Regions from separate parts of the Homo sapiens genome. Here region 1 is linked to region 2. Evidence: chromatin contacts called from ENCODE Hi-C or POLR2A ChIA-PET data. All regions are on one chromosome and are shown on one strand. Each heading gives the region's core, a stretch centred on a gene start or an enhancer-like site at or near the end of the contact. The rest is flanking DNA. Distances are from core to core; before and after follow the strand shown. Region 1 overlaps KLHL6 (kelch like family member 6). Region 2 holds the start of SNHG33 (small nucleolar RNA host gene 33).

Region 1 (4,131 bases), core at 632-3,131, 69 kb after region 2:
TGGAGCTGCCCTGTTGCAGTGCCTTTCCACGCTCCTGCCATCTCTCGGCCTGAGCTGCCTTTCCTCATCATCACCATCTGTTATGATCCTACGCGCCTCACCCAGACAAGCCCAACTCCAGAGCCCAACTTTTTAAGGAAAGACTCAGGATAGCTCACCCCATTTTCAACAGAGAAATCCCCCTGTAAGTTTACCTCAAGAAGAAGGAAGACATAAATATTATAGCCATGACTCTATCCACACAGGGCTGTTTTCTTTCTTTTTTTAAATTTAATTTAATTTTTTTTTTTTGAGATGGAGTCTCTCTCTTGTTGCCCAGGCTGGAGTACAGTGGCACGATCTCGGCTCATTGCATCTTCTGCCTCCCAGGTTCAAGTGATTCTCCTGCCTCAGCCTCCCAAGCAGCTGGGACTACAGGGGCACGCCACCACACCTGGCTAATTTTTTTGTATTTTAGTACAGATGGGGTTTCACCATGTTGGCCATTCTGGTCTCGAACTCCTAACCTCAAGTGATCTGCCCACCTCGGCCTCCCAAAGTGCTGGGATTACAGGCATGAGCCACCATGCCCGGCCAGGGCTATTTTCTTGATTCAGAGTTATTACATCTGGGATCAATGGATCGATCCAGAAAGTCTGTGAACCCCTACAATAGTATGTGAACATTTGCACATGTGGCATTTTTCTGGGAACTTAGTTGGCAGGGGACAGGTGAGTTACTCCCTGGTATCCTTCCACCTAAGTACAAAACCAACACAAGAGAGAGAGCTAAGTCAAAAGATCCAGAGAGGAAGAGAGCCAGAGTCTTGACTAGACGGTGCTTGGAACCCCACCTCTGGACATTTAAAATTCTGGGTCAATAATTGTTTAAGGGCTGGGCACAATGGCTTAAGCTTATAATCCCAGCACTTTGGGAGGCCAAGGTAGGAGAATCAATTGAGCCCAGGATTTCAAGACCAGCCTGAGCAACATAGTGAGACCTCGTCTTTACAAAAAATGTAAAAATTAGCCTGTTGTGGTGTTGCATGCCTATAGTCCCAGCTACTTGGGAAGCTGAGGAGGGAGGATTGCTTGAGCCTGGGAGTTCAAGTTTGCAGTGAGCCATGATCACACCACTGTACTCTAGCCTGGGTGACGGAGCAAGACTCTGTCTCTAAAAAACTAAAAATAAAAAGGAAAAGAAGAATTGTAGAGAAATCCTACCTATTCATGAAGTTCATTCTTAAAAGCTACTTCTTCCTTGACGGCTTCTCCTATTCCCCAACATGGAATCCCTCCCTCCTCTGTGCTCCACTGGGCACCTTGCTTTCCCCTTTTGTGGAGCACCCAGAGTACTAAGGTCAGTTGAGACAAGCATCTCAAAGCAGCTTCTAGGTCATACTTGGGTATTTATTTCTAGCAGCATCTAGCAGAAAGTCTGGAAAAAGAAGAGAAAGAGGGACAGAGGAAGGACATATTTATCACTTAGTATGCACCAAGATCTGTGCTAGACACATTCCCAGTCATTATTTCACTTAACAAATAAATTTTATTTTTTAACAAGTGTATTTTATTTAACAGGTAAAAAAGGGAAGGTGTTAGAATTAGCATTTGTATAAAGGAGCAAATAGAGAATTCAAAGAGCGATGCAAGTTCACACTGCTAGGAGGCAGTACAGTTGATGCTCCAGTCAGCATCGTGGTGCCTTTGTAACTTGTTGCATTGTTGAGCTAACAAAATGCCAGGAGAGTCTGAAGAGGCTTTATGAGGACAGAGGCAGGTGGGGGATCTCCAAGTTGCCTAAGTTCCTCCAAAATATACTTCAATAAACACTTTTAGTGTGAGGGGTGTAGGGCAACATCACATGATCCCAACCAATGGCTGGGAAACTGATGATGCGCAGGGCAATCATGGGAACCAGAAATGGGTTTCTTTTAAATATGCTTTTGCTTCTTCACATTCAAGATTATTCAAGACTTCAAGGTAAATTTTCTGTCTCGGCCTGTCCCGATGACACATGAACTTGTTTGTCAGAGCTGAGAGATGACAGATAATGGCAAAAGACAGCCAGCTTCCTGTTTGGGGGGACATGTGAGCAAAAGGTTGCAGCCAGCCACCTGACTCTCAAATGAGGAGACTAAAAATACAATCAAAGAAACCACTTGAGACGTGGCTGCAGTTCCCACAAGAAGTGTCTGCCTCCAAGAGAAAGCACTGCCTGTTCCTCATCTCCACTGCCCCTCCTCTGCTTCCCCATGACGTTCTCCAAAATCTGAGGTCCTAGGGGACTTCACCCATGTGACTCCATGTCTCCCTCAAGGTGCCTTCAAATCCACTTCAGAATCACTGAAGTCCTATTTTAGTCCACATCAGCAATTCTGTTGATCATGGTGTCCAAGTGGCTTTGGCGTTATTGCAAAGGGTCTATAAAGACATTGATATTCTTACCTTCAGCTCCGACAAATCAGCATGTGTGAAGGTGTGATGAGATTAATAACATTTAAATTTATTTCAAAGTATTTCTGAATTCATTGTAATTTTTGTTGTTGTTTTTTGAGACAGAGTCTCATGCTGTCACCCAGGCTGGAGTGCATGGTGTGATCTCAACTCAATGCAACCTTCACCTCCCGGGTTCAAGTGATTCTTGTGCCTCAGCCTCCCGAGTAGCTGGGATTACAGGCTCGCACCACCACACCCAGCTAATTTTTATATAATATTTTTAGTAGACACAGGGTTTTGCCATGTTGGCCAGGCTGGTCTCGAACTCCTGGCTTCAAGTGATCTGCCTGCCTTGGCTTCCCAAAGTGCTGGGATTATAGGTGTGAGCCACTGTGCCCAGACAATTGTAAATTTTTTGTCAAAACTTTTCTTCTCCAGCAATAGACACTAAAAGTAAAGTTCCTCTCCTGTGAGGTCTGTGTTGGTGTTTAAAAGGGGTCTTCATGCTAAAAATTTGTGAATTACCATTGATTCTAATCTTCCATCCTCACCTCTCTTCCCCTCTCCCGGGCGATGCTCCAGCTCCGTTCCCGTGGCAGTATGTCTCACAGTCCCCCAGGAGGGGCATTCTCTGCTCCCTCTAGCCACTCCTTTCAGTCCTTGCTCTAGACTTGGCTGAGAAACCTGCTGGTTCCTGGAAGCCTCATGGAGTGGGCAGAAAAGGAAGGAACTAAGACCTGCAAAAGACCTGCTCACTAAGGCAGGGCAGGTGTTGAGGGACTGAGGCAACTGTGGAAGTGGACTGGGGAAAAGACCAGCAGTGTGGCAAGCTTACAATTGTGTTCAATCAGCAAACAGCCCCTGAGTTTCCAGAGAAGACGGTGGTGGCCCCAGCAGGCTAGCAGGGCACAACAGGCAATACATGTGACCCACATATTCAAGGGGCAAGTGGCATGGCTGGGGCTCAGTGATTCAGCCCAGCAATGAGGTAAGGACCAGGGAGAAACACTGTTGTAAAGATTAAGTAGAATGATTGCATCTCGGACATGATTGATGCTCAGGGTGTGGTTTGTGTGTGTGTGCGTAGGGCACAGGAGCAGGAATGGAAGCAGAAGACAAGTGCTGAGAAGCAGCCCCGTGAACACAGGCAGCTGCAATAGGTGGGGTGGTGGGTAGAGAAGGCTGAAACAAGTCCACTTCCAGGTTCTCTCTGCCTGGAATACTTTTCTCCCAATCCTACTGCCACCATCCTATGAGGTCCAATTCAATGTCCCCTCCTTTCTGCCCTGGGCTCTACTTGGTTTGCCCAATGGCCTGGAGGCTCATTGAGAATCTTTCAGGGATAGTGGAGGGAAGTGGATATATGGAGTTGGAAGTTCTGGGTTTACTTGAAAATTCCACCCATAGCTCCACCACTTGATGAGCTGAACACTCTCTCTCTCTCAGCTAGTTTTCTCATCTGGAAAGTGCTAAGAACATAAAACTCACCTCGCAGGCTCACACTGATGGTTCTACCTAGCCTGCTCGCCCACAGAGACATGGTCAACATCAAATGGGATATGTAGGGGACAAAATTGCTACAAAAATGTGATCTGTACTCCACATTTTTAATCTTTATATTCTCCTGACAGCTTCTCACAAAACACCTTGCACTTAGAACATGCTTAGTAATTTGTGGTAGTTAGGGAGCAGTTAAAGTCAGAATCTGGTAGCG
Region 2 (3,977 bases), core at 1,453-3,952:
GTACTTATTGTTAAACTGTTCTTCATAGCATTATTGCCAATTTCTGCTTCCATCAGCAAAGTATAATAATGCCTGTTTTCCTGCTACTTCCTCAATTACAGTATATTTTAAAACTTATATTTTCTAAAATGAAATATATTTTTTTATTTTGAATAAAATTGAGCCCTTTTATTCTGTATTGGTGTTTTCTGTGAACTGTTGATATTGTGTTGATTTTTCTAATGAGCTGCTAATACTGTTGAATTATAGGTACTTTCTCATGTATTAGGGAAATTAGTCCATCGTCTGTGACATGAGTTGCAATTTTTCACCCAGATTGCTGTCTGCCACTTTTAGTTTATGTACTTTTGCTGCTTTTAAATTTTTTTAAGTAATTGAATGTATCATTTTCTCTCTTACGGCATTTGGGTATTGCTTTATAAAATTTCCTGTGCTACAGAATGTATGAGGATTTAATGAAGTACACTTATACTTCATTTTTTCCATTTAATCTTTATCTGGAATTTATTTTGATGTGAGGTATGAGTTTGAGTTGGGATCCAACTTTACTTTTTCTAGATGGCTACCCAGTTGTGTCAATATCATTTGCTGAATTTTACAAGTTTTTTTAAAAATCAAGAATGTATGTTGAATTTTAACAAATACCTTTTTTGCATTTTGGAGATGACAAATTTTTCTTTTTCTTTATAACGATGTTTAGAGATGGGAGGTCTCACTACATTGCCCAGGCTGGCCTAGAGCTCCTGGGCTCAAGGGATCCTCCCACTTCAGCCTCACAAGTAGCTGGGACTACAGGCACAAGCCACTGTACCCAGCTATTTCTAGTAAAATAGAAATACTTTATTATAATTTTTATTTGATTTAGGATTTTTCCAGTAATATTCATGAGTATGAATTTTTTTTTTTTTAATTTTTTAGAGATGGAGTCTTGCTCTGTCTCCCAGGCTGGAGTGCAGTGGTGTGATCTTGGCTCACTGCAGCCTCCACCTCCCGAGTTCCAGCGATTCTCCTGCTTCAGCCTCCTGGGTAGCTGAGATTACAGGCACACACCACCAAGCCTGGCTAATTTTTGTATTTTTAGTAGAGACAGGGTTTCACCATGTTGGCCAAGCTAGTCTTGAACTCCTGACCTCAGGTGATCTGTCTGCCTTGGCCTCCCAAAGTGCTAGGATACAGGCGTGAGCCACCGCGCCCGGCCATGAGTAAGAATTTCTATGGTCAATGTATACGTATATGCTGTATGGGTGTTTTATGAGACTTTGGTATAAATGTTATGCTCACTTCATGAATAGAATTTGAAATGCTTCCTCTTTTTTCTGTGCTTAAGGCAGAATCAACAGCAACCAACTCTCTGTTCCTTAAGTTTTCACAGAATTATCCTATGAAATAATTTGGGCCTGGTGCTTCTGTGGATTCAGCTATGGAGAAATGCAGTTCTCTAATAACATCTATTTCTTTTTTTCCTTTATTTTGAGACCGAGTTTCGCTCTTGTTGCCCAGGCTGGAGTGCAATGGCACAATCTCGGCTCACCGCAACCTCCGCCTCCCGGGTTCAAGCAATTCTGCCTCAGCCTCCCGAGTAGCTGGGATTACAGGCATGTGCCACCACGCCCGGCTAATTTTGTATTTTTAGTAGAGACAGGGTTTCTCCATGTTGGTCAGGCTGGTTTCAAACTCCTGACCTCGGGTGATCTGCCCGCCTCGGCCTCTCAAAGTGCTGGGATTACAGGCGTGAGCCACCGCGCCCGGCCAACATCTATTTCTTCTATGGTAATTGGTCTACTTAGAATTTCTATCTCTGGAATGTTTTGGTAAATTATATTTTCTTGGAATCTTGTCCATTTCATTCAAGTTTTCAAATTTATTATGTAGAACTGACTGATCATGCAATGCTTTTAAGTTTTCCTGTATCTATGGTTATTTCCCCTTTATCATTTTGTATTTTGATGTGCTCCTCTTTCTTTCTTGAGCCAACCACCCTATTGTTGCCTTTTTCAAATCTCTTATTAGTATTCCCATTTCCATTTCTATTTTTTATTTTCTTCTTTTATTCTTACGAATTCCTTCTTTCGGCTTTTCTTAGGTTTACCTTGCTATTTTTTCTGAATTATTTAATTTACTTTTATTTTGAATTTTTAAAAGCACTGTATTGGTATATCCCACAGGTACTAATATGCAGAGCTTGCTCTTTTTTTTTTCATTTTTAAGATATTCAGTAATCTCAGTTTTGAGATGGTTAAGAGGATTTCTTAATCAGTTTTTTTTTTTTTTTACATTTTGAAAATGTTATACAATTTTGCATTGTTTTATTCTCCACTCCTTTGTATCCTACGACAGTCTCCCGCCCCGTTTCTTCACCTCAGTTCTCTAAAGATTGAAGGTCAAGAGGAGGGTTTCTTGCCCTGGAGCCTGCGATAGGGTGGGCCCTTGCGGTTCTTGGGCGGAAACGGCGATAGGGACACCCAGGGCCTAAGGAGGCTGGGGACAGAGCAGATCCTCCCAGCCCCCAACATCACCCCGGAGTAGATGCAGACCCCCAGGGTCCCGGAGGCCGAGACCACACCCCGCGGGCACGAGCCCGATTGGCAGATTGTAGCCGAGTGGTTTCAACGGTGACGCCCCCCACCCGAATGCCTCGCTGGGATTGGCTCATTTCTTGGTTCAGACCTGGACGGTGGCCAGAGGAGGACAAGAGGCTTTTACACCGAACGGAGGTGATGTGGACGACAACGGAGACGCAGCCGCACTTCACCAAGCGGCCGGTCCGAGGGGACATGGCGGCAACCTCTGCAGCGTCAGTGCTGCTGGCGGGTGCAAGAAACTGGTGGCGACACTGCCTGAGCCCGCTGCTGTTGCCAAGGTGACGAGGCATAAAGCCGCGGTGGATCGGTGCGTGGGGGCGCGGGGTGGGTGGTGAAGGGAGAACGAAGCTCGAGCGGAAAGACAGGACCGCGACCGCTTGTCAGGGGATTCGGCTTCCAGTCCCCCTTCCAGAGGGCGTCCTTCTGCAGCCAGGCCTCTGTCTTCCCCCGCCCCCACACGGTACGAGCTACAGAATGCTTTTCTGTTTTCTCTTTTTCTATAGTAAGGAAGCGCTTTCCTTTCTCCCCCGTTTATTCATTTGCTTACTTCTGGTTCCCGTGTCCTTTTAACATGTCCCCCCGTCATTCTCTGTTTAAGGACACAAGATGTTCCAGGCTCATCTTGTACTTAGCTCCTGCCTTGGAATCAGACATTTCTCCAAAGAATCCTGGTTCCTTTTTTTGGAGAATGCTATTTTACAGCCGTATCTGGGCTGTAGGTTGTGTTCGTTGCTACTAGGATGCCATCGCTTCTAGACTGTCTCAGCAGACAACGCTAGGAAATTTTATGTATATATATATGTAGAGAGAGAGAGATGCAAACACACATATTTATGTACATATGTGTGTGTATGTACGTATATATACATGTATATTTATATGTATACACACACCCTCCCCACACACATCCATACATGCATCAATCCAGGCACATCTATATCTGTTTTATATCTATCTATCTACATGTATGTTTAAAAAACAGCTGACTTCATACTGTTAACTCAGTTCCAGTGCAGCATCTCACGGTTCAATCAGATTTGCCCTTTCTGTAATTGTAACTGTTTTCTGAGAGTGAGAAAGCTGGCTCTCCTTATCCACAAGATATTCACTTTTTTGCTCAATCGTGTGCAAAAAGTAGATTCAAAATTGCTAACCCATACCACTGTGTAAAAACAGACCAACTAGCCAGAGTTCAATATTGGTTTACAGTTATGTTTGTCTTTAGTTTCTGTAATTAAAACTGTATTATACAGGTTATGAAGGCAGTCATAGAGGTTTTATGACTATAGAGGTTACAAAGTCTCTATAATTAAGATGTGGAACTAGTGTGTGAATAATATAAAAAGACAAGTAGAATAGAATAGAAAATCCAGAAATAACCCCAAGTGCAGGTAG

The links. A loop is a pair of places that touch in the nucleus more often than their neighbours do. ChIA-PET counts read pairs that join two places held with the same protein, here RNA polymerase II (POLR2A). Pooled maps may share reads with other maps.
Region 1: a loop to region 2 is called in a pooled map, with 2.9 times the contacts of the local background. The contact joins the enhancer-like site here to the promoter of SNHG33 in region 2. A Hi-C loop is called at or near these places in 1 of 37 single-sample maps with no recorded cell type and 7 of 50 pooled maps. POLR2A ChIA-PET finds 5 or more read pairs at or near these places in 3 of 52 experiments (CD4-positive, alpha-beta T cell, OCI-LY7 and activated CD4-positive, alpha-beta T cell).

The regions. Positions count from the first base shown.
Region 1 is chr3:183,514,395-183,518,525 of GRCh38, forward strand. The region is part of intron 2 of KLHL6 (kelch like family member 6); the gene reads right to left. Among named protein-coding and RNA genes, the nearest start is that of KLHL6-AS1, 32 kb to the right of the region's middle. RefSeq lists an enhancer at 1,936-2,215. Within about 2 kb of position 1,882, at least 8 of the 41 ENCODE cell types and tissues checked have a DNase peak (open chromatin) inside an H3K27ac peak, as active enhancers do; they include CD4-positive, alpha-beta T cell and OCI-LY7, where a contact is called at or near this core.
Region 2 is chr3:183,444,906-183,448,882 of GRCh38, forward strand. SNHG33 (small nucleolar RNA host gene 33) reads left to right here and starts at 2,703. Exons shown (of 4, transcript NR_038302.1): 1 at 2,703-2,860. RefSeq lists an enhancer at 2,370-2,905.